Regions from separate parts of the Homo sapiens genome. Here region 2 is linked to region 1. A link is a loop called in an ENCODE intact Hi-C map of the cell type or tissue named here. Cell type or tissue: Calu3. All regions are shown on one strand. Links, peaks and the distances in the headings refer to the core of each region. The heading gives the core; the rest is flanking DNA. Region 1 overlaps CASR (calcium sensing receptor). Region 2 overlaps CASR (calcium sensing receptor).

Evidence for each region. Peaks named below come from ENCODE experiments on the same cell type or tissue, not always from the same donor. Only the 100,000 strongest peaks of a DNase experiment are listed, where the experiment ranks them.
Region 2: it touches region 1 in a loop (3-fold over the local background); 1 of 110 quality-filtered maps calls a loop at or near these places.

What each region holds. Positions count from the first base shown.
Region 1 is chr3:122,185,438-122,190,765 of GRCh38, reverse strand. The region is part of intron 1 of CASR (calcium sensing receptor); the gene reads right to left. Among named protein-coding and RNA genes, the nearest start is that of CASR, 4.4 kb to the right of the region's middle. In Calu3, for the core only: no CTCF peak of the experiment used is centred there; no DNase peak of the experiment used is centred there.
Region 2 is chr3:122,242,752-122,248,140 of GRCh38, reverse strand. All of the region lies in intron 1 of CASR (calcium sensing receptor), which reads right to left. Among named protein-coding and RNA genes, the nearest start is that of CASR, 62 kb to the right of the region's middle. In Calu3, for the core only: no CTCF peak of the experiment used is centred there; a DNase peak (open chromatin) is centred at 2,460.

The DNA.
Region 1 (5,328 bases), core at 329-5,328:
GTCTATATACTGAGATTTGTTCATTCACTAAGTCACTCATTCATTTGTTCATTCATTCATTCATTCATTGATTCATTCAGCTCCTCCAGTGTACCAGGCACTATGATGGATTCTGGAGTTTCAGTGTTGAATAAGACACGCTGTCTATGCTTGATGAGCTTTAACAACGTGTATTAGCTCATATAAGTCTTTTAACAACCAAAGAGGTAAGTAGTGTTAATTAACTGCAGTTTACAGATAAGGAAAATGGGGCATAGAGAGGTTGGACAACCTGCCCAAGGTCACGAAGCTAGTGAGCTGTCAAACTGAGATACAAGCTCGGGTAGTCTAATTCCTGGCCCTAGGCTATTACCACTGCAGTGTACTGCCTCTCAAAAGATGAGGATGAATGGAAATTGGTTGATAATTGCATGGAGTATAAACTTTACTTGGACTATTTTCATTTTTAAGAGTGTGAAAAGAGAAGATCACCTAGCCTCCTCACTACCTTTCCCCGAATCTCTTAATCGACAAGCACTTAGCACATAAGGGCTCTAACTGGCAGGGGCTTGGGGCACTGGGATGAGTAGACCCAGATCCTGACCCAAAGGAGTGCATGATTGGATGGACTGGAAGCCTGAAGCTGTGGTAGAGAGCCTCAGCCTGAGTGTCACTCCCACCACCATCAGCTGTTTAAGATCAGCTTGCACCCTCCACCCCACTTCTCTTCCTACCCAGTCTCTCTCACAAGGGCTACCAGACTGGAGATCTGGGCACCACAGCTGGCGTCTCTGAGTACACAGTGCCAACTCAACATCTGACATGCAGTTGGGACCCAACTGGTGAACAAAACTAAACTAAAAGCTTATGTCAAATTATAGAATATTTAGAAAAACTATATGAAAGATATGATAATTCTTTCAACCATCAACTTCTGTTAAGAGGAGAAAAGCAAAACTTTGTTCCTAAGGACAAACAATTATTGAGGGGTACAACTGCAATTTCTTTGAGCCTGCTTCTTTCTACCTACATGAAAAACAAAAGATAAACAAAAAATATGCTTAATAGGAACTCTACCAACAGAAAATATGGGAGGAAGAAGTCAAATTACTCAATTTTTCTATTTGTTAGTAATTTTACTTGCATGTGTGTGACAGACTTGTTGAAGGAAGAATGGCTAAAATTAGTTTCCTCTCTGCAGGTATCATATTACCTTTGCCCCCATCATCACTGATAAGCATTCACTGAGGGTGGAGGAAAACAGGTTTCCACCCTGGTTCCCAGGGAAAAAAAATCAATCATAGATGAAAAACACATTAAAACAAATTAATTCAGGTTACTTAACCCAAGAAATCTGCATGCTTCCTGCTTTTTCAATGTGAGGAAAGACCCTGGGGATTAACTGAGCCAAAGGATATCAGCTAGTTAAGCACCCACCATACGCCACACATTGTGTTTAGCACATTTAACTCATTTAAACTTCACAACCGCCCTGTGAAGGAGACATTACCTTAGCTTCACAGATCTCAAAGGAAGGTCCACCACTAAAAACTGAGGCTCAGCTAGGTTAATGTCATGCTGAAGGTCAGAGATAGAAAGCCCACCTTCCACCAAACTAGACTGTCCACGGCAGAGGCTGATCTTGTTTTCCTCATTTCATATTTGACCATCTCACTCATTTGGCTCTGCCTAATTATAATGTTCATTTCTGTGGCTTTGAGTAATAATACAGTTGTTTGAGCAACTGAATCCAAAAGCACACCCTTAATCAGCACTTCCTAGTATCCACCTTTGGTGGAAACAGTAATAAAGCTCTCGGCAGCTTTTCAACAAACACTATCACACATGTCTGTATTGTTTCCTGCCTTATGAATGGATACTGTGGTTACCAAGACTGCATTGCATGATGAAATAGGAACTACCTGAATCCTCTAATTCTCATGGACTTTAATAAAGTCCATGTGGACACCTCAGTTAGTGCTTATTGTATATGAGAAGACATGAGAAAAAGGAGAAAAAAGTGAATCAGGCTGGTGTCAGGCAAGAGTTGAACCAACAGTACCAGGCATGGAGTGAGGGTACATCTGTCACTTCAAGGCAATGACAAATAGGTGAAGTCTAATGTCCACCCACTTTGAACTGAAAGCCTCCCAGAAATAGAGAGAGAGAAAAAGAGAGAGAGAGAAGATGGATATTATATTTGGTATGGATTAACTGATCCTATTTTATGTTCAGACACAGAAATGGTCAAGGGCTCTTCTGAATCAGAGATAGCATTTTTTTTGGTACCGATCATGAAGTTCTCTGTATACAAGCACTTCCCAGATTCCTGATCCCCAGTCCTGGTTGATACTCACTTCTTCTTTTCTATCCCAAGATCACTTGAATGACAGAGTCAAAGGATAACAGACCAGAATCTCAGGCTTCACCTCTTCAAATCCTCTCCCTCACTGACCACATCTAATGAGTAACTTAGTTCTGTGGTGGAGTCTACTTTGACGATATCTCAAGCATTTAGCTAGTTTTCTCCATGGCTGCTGCCATGACCGCCATGGTTCAGGCCATCATTACCATTATCTAAATGGTTATAATGTCTCTAAATATTTACTTTGTTCCAAATGAGCCCCCTTCAACTCAGCATCCACATGCAGCCAGAGTGATTGCAAAAATGCTCACGAGTCACTCCTCTATGTAAAACCCTCCAGCAGCTTCCTTTGCCCTAGAATAAATAATGAATAGCCAACAATTCCTGAGTACATAATCTGTGCATATCTTATCTGAATCTTTGCAGCAATCCTATGAGGAAAGTATTACCTTTATTACCATTAATTACTGTGGCTAAATTACTTAACTGAGGTCCCACAGCTAGAAAGTGGCAGAACCACGACTCAAATCTTTGTTTCTGTGACCCCATCATGCATACTTTAGCCACTTTGCTAGCCTCCCTACCTCTTGGCTCCTTATGCTTCAGCTCCTTGAACCACTTGCAGGTCCTAGAACTTGACATGATGTTTCATGCCTCTGGTTTAGTTGTTGTTAATTGCTTGTTTTTGCACATGAATCTCTCTCCCATTATACCTTCTTCTTTTGTCTACCTGGTGTCACTCCTCATCTTTCAAGATTCAACTCAAGCGTTACCTCCTCCAAGAACCTTTCCCTGACCCTTCCTCCTTTGGTAGAATTGACCACTCCCTTCCCTTATACATGAACGTACCCTGATTATGCTTTAATTGTAATGAACACAATACTACCTGCACATGGATGAGCATGACTCCCTCTCAGACTTCTATGAACTCCTTAAATGTTGGGACTCTGTCCTAGTAATCAGTTTTAATTATACTGTCTAGCACAGCTCTGAGCACATACAAGGTTTACTGTAAACACTGTCGAATGAATAAAAATATTTGTTTGAATGTTAAATATGTTGCTTCAGTGCAATTGGTGATTTTTTTTCTTTACTAAAGAGCTATATATGAATCTTTGAAAAGGATCATGCAGCTTTAGAATAATTGAAAAATTCTGGCATCCTCCCAATTAGAGCAGTGGCTAGGGATGGAAGGAAGATATTACAGCCCACCTGCCACACCTATTTTCACCTAAAGAATCTATTTAGTGATAACATTGAACAGTCAGTGTATAAACCACATTTGGTATCAGGGTTATATATATATTTACCTTATTAATGGGAATATGGATGATTCACATTTGAACTGCAATGCACACATTTTATTGTACACAATAAAATAAGTGGATAAGCATAAAGTTAATTGAAACATTTAATTATAAAGCAAGAATACAGCAATGGCAAACCATGACCAACTGAAGACAATGCAACTGATACTGTGATAACAAAGCATTCTTTCCCAAAGTGCCAAAAATGCCAAGTTGGCACATGTGCTCATGTAGTACAGCAAATGTCACATGGCAGTTAGTCTTCTTAATGACTAGCAGCCAAACACCATTCCTAGTGGATACATTCTGGTCCTACGTAAACAACAAATATATCCTCAACCTTCCTCTCCATCTTTGAATCTTGGCTCAAGGGAGATCTCCTTGAGAAAGGCTTCCCTGGTCTCACAGTTCAGTCTGTATACACCCTCAAAGAACTTCGTTTCTTTCCTTCAGACAGTTTATCTTAGTTTGTAATAACATATAGTCAATATTTATTTTCCTAACAGCTGCCACCCCAAAGCATCTGTAAGCTCCAGGAGAGCAGGGACCTCACCTGGTTTTATATACCAGTTAGTTCCCAGTGACTGGCACATAGCCAGGCACTCTATAAACATTTTGAATGATGAATGATGAATGATTTTTTTACCTCTTACTTACTTATTGCCGTGTTATCTTAAGAATTATATGCAACTCCTCACCAGTCTCAAACTTGTAGTTAACTTCTTCCTCTTCATTATACCCCTACCCTATCACAAGGATCAGTCATTATTTTCTCACCCTCTCCTCCCCACTCTCTTCCACCAAAAAGTCTTAGAAGTGGCAGCTTCTAATCAGCCTGAACTTTCTGACATGGTTGGGATCCAGTTCAAGGTTATGCAATATGAAAAGATAAACAAAATAAAGGAAAAATGTGGAGACTGGAGTACCTATTAGGTGATTTTAAACAATGGACACAGCTCCTAAAGAACCTGCTAATTCAGTAAAAAAGAAAATTTTTAACTAATTTAATTTCAACCACTCTGTTTTATCATAGAGACAAAAACTGGTTGATTTGCTGATTTTTTTTTTTCACTTACTATGTTTTGGTCTAGCATAGAAGTCTTGGAACAGAGCTGACTGTGCTGTATTGGCAGGAAGTAACTCGCATGTGTGGTCTCTTAGAAATTATATGGAGACTGTTCCCAAATGACAGGGCTCTGTGCTTGAGGAGTCTTCTCTACTCAAGGGTCTTGGCCTGCTTCTTCCTTCCTACTTCCCCTCCAACTTCTCCTACATCTTCCCCTCCCCTTTTGTCCACCACAAAGCTTTGTCCCTCAGCCCCTTCATTGGACACCTGGGAGGCAGGTATAAAGCACCCGCTCTCCCAGGTTCCTACAGAGGAAAAATCCTAGGCATGCCAGTTAGGGAATCCTGGAGTGGAGATGGGAAAAGCAACAGCAAGGTGTGACTGATGAAGTTCTGTTTTAAGGAATAGGAACTACTGTGGTGTTAAGTTCTGGAAATCCAGAGCATTTCAGAAAACAGCCTGCATTATTTCTCTCAGTAACAGACTACCTAAACTGCACTTGGAAGATCCAGTTTAAGGGGAAAGATAAGTGTGTTTAGAACTTGACATGGACTCTTCCCCAATGTGCCTTTTCTTCAAATCTCTGGGATAATTGAAGCAAGTAAACGAAA
Region 2 (5,389 bases), core at 62-5,061, 58 kb before region 1:
CACTGGGGGAAACACAAATTGCCCGGTCACCCTTGGCTGCCTCCCGCAAGCCCAAGCCCGGCTTCTGCTGTCTGCCTGCCAGCTGCACATGGTCTTGCCCTCCATCTCCCTGACAACAGGTGTGACTTTTGGGGAGTCCATGCCTCATTTAGTTCTGGTAATGGCTTAATTGAGTTGGAAAAATGCAAAGACAGGAGCGTAATGAAAAGCAGCTGAGCTGGGTGGGTTCTTGTGAGTCATTGGAAAAAGCTATCAGGGAAGGGAGGGAAAAGGATGAACAAGAGTGGTGAGGAGCAGCACAGGGCACAGAGCAAAGTGGGGAAACAGAAGCCTAGACAAAGCAAAGAAAGGCTGTAAATAGAGGAAGCTGACATTCATTAATGCTGCATCCTGAGCTCCTTGAAGACAGGGCCAGGTCTGTCCCATCCGCGGCCTGGAACATGGAGGGGCTCCATGATGATGGTTGAGTGGGTGCATACTTGTGTGTACTGCCGGCAACATAACAAACTCTGTGTCCACATAGGACTGAGTGAGTTGCTGGCGACATAGCCCACAGGAAGTTAAGAAACTTCTTGTCCTGAACTGTTTCCTTTATGCCTTAAGTCAGCTCTGCTGACGGATGTATGAACACCAACAGAGTTAATGAAATGGTTCATTTGAAAAGCGAAGATATGCAACTCATGTTTTTATAAAGAAAAATGCCAGAGCCTCAAGTCCTACATAAAAGAAACATTTCTGTGGAATAACATCCTGGCGTTGCCTCTCCAAATCATAAGGAACCCTGACTACCCAGGGTGGCATTTTTCAGTATGATGTCCCAAGATGTGTCACCAGGAAGTGTTCTGGGGTAAAACAAGTTTGGGAACTAATGTACACTCTGCCACAGGAGCACATATGCCTCCTTAAAGGCTCTGAGAAGTCCTGCAATAAAGATTATTGCTTATTTTGGTATGGGACACTTTTTTTCTTCCCTGAAGGACACTTTTCATGATGCCGTGAAACATGGGCTTGGAAGGGCTGACTGAGTGGAAAGCATAAAGTCTGTAATCTGAGATTCTCGCATTTGTTTAGGTGTATCTTTGAATGGGGAGATATGTCTGCCCCTCAATGGGCATAGCAGTTTTTGTAATCCCAGGTATGAAATTCCAAAGGGTATTATTGGAAAGAAGGACTCAGGTGGGGTGGGTGACTGCTGATGTAACTTTGAAGTCATTCTCTGGTCAGGCATATGTTTCTGTTCTCCGCTACTCCTGAGGGATGGGTTTCTATTGTACATAGAAAGTTGTACACTGAGCCTTTCCCCATCCACTTGCAACTCTCCTGACCTCACACAGTGTCTTTGTCTGAGGACCACTGGGGACATGTGGTGGTGTGCTTGTAGTCTGGCTTCTAAAAGAAAAACAAGACCTGACTTGTGGTGTATGCTAAATATTCCCACCATGGTCAGTTTCAAGCTACCAATGGTTTAACAACATATTTGTAAAAAATCTGAATATTTAACCATCGGCTCTCAAGCGCCGATAGAAGCCTGTTCTAGCACATCGTGGGGACATCTTTCTAAGCACATGGAAATTCTGGTTTTCTTTGGAAAACCTGGCCAAAATTATTTTATAGGCATTACAAATCTTCTCTCTTCTCCTGTTTCCTTCTTTGAGTGTTAGGAAGCTGTAAGCCAAGTTTGTGGCTCCGCTGTAGCTAAAATAGAAACCAAAAGCATGCATTTTAGTGTTCTAACATTACGTGTGCATTATTTTAAATTCTTGCACATATTTTACCCTGATTTCCTCAACACATTAAACCTTTCATTTTTATTAACAGCAACAGGGATATAAACACGAAAACAAACCAATAAATCTGGATTTTTGCTGTGAGCAATAAGAACTGTCCCCAGTTGAAACTCTCTGTGTAATTAACAGGAAAGGGTCTGGAAAAGTCATTCTTGCTTTATTAATTGAGTGGGTAGACACATCAGGTCATTAATCTAAAATACAGAATTTTAGAGATAGAAGGGACCTGGGAAGTTTATCTGGTTTACACTGAAACGTTCTGACACATGAACGTTTGAATCATTATGGCCAATGTTATCATGAACAGGAGCTGGAATTCACAAATCATTGTAAAACTATGTGAGGTTTAGTAATCAAAGGGCAAGCTTCTTCTTACTGAAAAGGGAAGTAATTTTTTCCCCCCGATTTGTCAGTGCACAGTTTGTCTTTAAAATGTCAGTTTAGGACTTCAGAGGACTAAACTTACTTTCAATTACAGCACAGAATCTATTTATTATGAGAATTCTTTTAGTTTTAATTGGACCGCAGGTGCACAAAATTGGATTAATCATAATCCTTTGTTGGTGATACATCCTCATTATTGGTCCAGACCTGGCCGACTTTTATTTCCTAAGTTATTTTTAATAATTAATCTACCACCTAAAACAAAAAACACCCATAGTAACCTACCGGTGGGTTCCTGTATTACATCCTGTTCTTGTGCCTCTTTTTTTTTTATTATTATACTTTAAGTTCTAGGGTACATTGGCACAACGTGCAGGTTTGTTACACATGTATACATGTGCCATGTTGGCACTAAAGAAGCCATTATCCTCAACCACATGCCTATCATTCCTTGCTTCTCTCCTCACCCCATCCTTTTAAAAACTTCATAAATCATAAGACAGAAAGACTGGTAGGATACACACCGAAATGTTAAGGATGATTAGATCTCATTGATGGAATTCTGGTTTCTTCCCTGTTTTATTTTTTGTTTCTGAAATTTAATAAAATAAACATGTACACTTGGTCCTCCATACATGTGGGTTCTGCAGCCATGGATTCAGTCAACTTCAGATTGAAAATATTTGGAAAAGATGAATGGCTGTATCCGTACTGAACATGTACAGACTTCTTTTCTTGTCATTAGTCCCTAGACAATAGAGTATAACAAGTATTTATGGAGCATTCACGTTATATTAGATATTGTAAGTAATCTAGAGATAATTTAAAATATACAGGAGGATGCGGATAAGTTATAGGCAAATACTATGCCATTTTATATAAGAGACTTGAGCATCTGCAGATTTTGGTATCTGAGGGGGTCCTGAACCAATCCTCCATAGATACACACAGACAAGTACATTACTTTTAAACCAGAAAATATGTGGTAGAATGTTATTAAAACAATGGCTATATGAAGGGACATAAACGTTAAACATGAAAAACATTGCAAAAAAGATTTTACTTAGATTTTACCACCTATTCATACTGTATATCCTTTGAAATATATTTTGAAAACTATGCTTATTGATACTTCTTATCTTCCATCCTATTTGTTATTATCTATTTTTACTCCCTTATCTTTATCTCCCTTATCTTTCTCTCACTCTTAAAATAAAATTTTAATTGAAGCATGATAGACATCAGATATGCACAAATCATACAAGAATTTCCACAATGTAAACATTCATGTAACCAGCATCCAAATCAAAAAACAGAACCAGAACTCCGGAGCCCCCACTCATGCCTCCCTAGAGTCATTACCTTCCCCAAAGATGGCCAGTACTCTGACTTCTACCATCAAAGATGGGATTTTCCTGTTTTTGAACTTTATATAAGTAGAATTATGTAGTATCTGGCTTCTTTTGTCCAACATACTTGCAAGATTCATCTATATTGTATGTAACCATAGTTTGTTTTTTCTCATTATTGTATAGTATTTTCCTATGATTCTACCACACGTTACCTATCCATTCTCCTGCTAATGAACGCTTTGGGGTTTTAATGAACAGTGCTGCTATGAACTTTCTTTTATTAATTTTTAATTTTTGTGGGTACACAGCAGGTATATATATTTCTGGGGTACCTGAGATATTTTGATAAAGGCATGTAATTTGTAATAGTTACATCATGGTAAATGGGGTATCCATCCCCTCAAGCATTTATCTTTTGTGTTACAAACAATCCAATTATTTTCTTTTAGTTATTTAAAAATGTATAATTAAATTATTATTGACTATAGTCATCCCATTATACTATCAAATACTAGGTCTTATTCATTCTTTCTAACTACTTTTTGTACCCATTAACCACCCCTGCTTCCTCCCCACTCCCCGACTACCCTCTCCAGCCTCTGGTAACCATCTTTCTACTCTCAATGTTCATGAGTTCAATTGTTTTAATTTTTAGCTCTCACAAATAAGTTAGAACATGCAAAGTCCATCTTCGTGGCTTACTTCACTTAACATAATGATCTCCAGTTCCATTCATGTTGCTGCAAATGACAGGATCTCATTTTTTTTTTTATGATGGAATAGTACTCCATTGTGTTTATGTAACACATTTTTTGTATCCATTCATCTTTCGATGGACACTTAGGTTGCATCCAAATCTTGGCTTTTGTGAATACTGCTGCAACAAACATGAAAGTGCAGATATCCCTTTGATATACTGATTTCCTTTCTTTGGGGTATATATACCTAGCAGTGGGATTACTGGATTGTATGGTAGCTCTATTTTTAGTTTTTTGAGGGGCCTCCAAACAGTTCTGCATAGTGGTTGTAGTGATTTTTATTCCCACCAACAGCGTATGAGAGTTCCCTTTTCTTCACATCCTTGCCAGCATTCATTATTGCCCGTCTTTTGGATAAAAGCCATTTTAACTGGGGTGAGATGATATCTCACTGTAGTTTTGATTTGCATTACTTTGATGATCAGTGATGTTGAGCACCTTTTCATATTCCTGTTTCATACTCATATGTCTTCTTTTGAGAAAGGTCTATTCAGATCTTTTACCCATTTTAAATCGGATTATTAGATGTTTTTCCTATAGAGCTGTTAGAGCTTGTAATATTCTGGTTATTAATCCCTTGTCAGATGGCTAGTTTGCGAATATTTTCTCACATTCTGTGGGTTGTCTCTTCACTTTGTTGATTGTTTCTTTTGCTGTGCAGAAGGTTTTTAACTGGATGTGGTCCCATTTATCCAGTTTTGCTTTGGCTGCCTGTGCTTCTGGAGTGTTACTCAAGAAATTTTTGCCCACTACAATGTTCTGGAGAGCTTCCCCAGTGTTTTTGTTTAGTAGTTTCATAGTTTGAGGTCTTATATTTAAGTATCTAATCCATTTTGATTTGATTTTTGTATATGGTGAGAGACAGAGGTCTAGTTTCATTCTTCTGCATTTGGATATCCAATTTTCTCAGCACCATTTATTGAAGAGACAGTCTTTTCTCCAATGCATGTTCTTGGCACCTTTGTCAAAAACAAGTTCACTGTAGGTGTGTGGATTTGCTTCTGGGTTCTCTATTCTGTTCCACTGAGCTATGTGTCTGTTGTTATTCCAGTACCACGCTGTTTTGGTTGCCATACTTCTGTAGCATAATATGAAAGTCGATAATGTG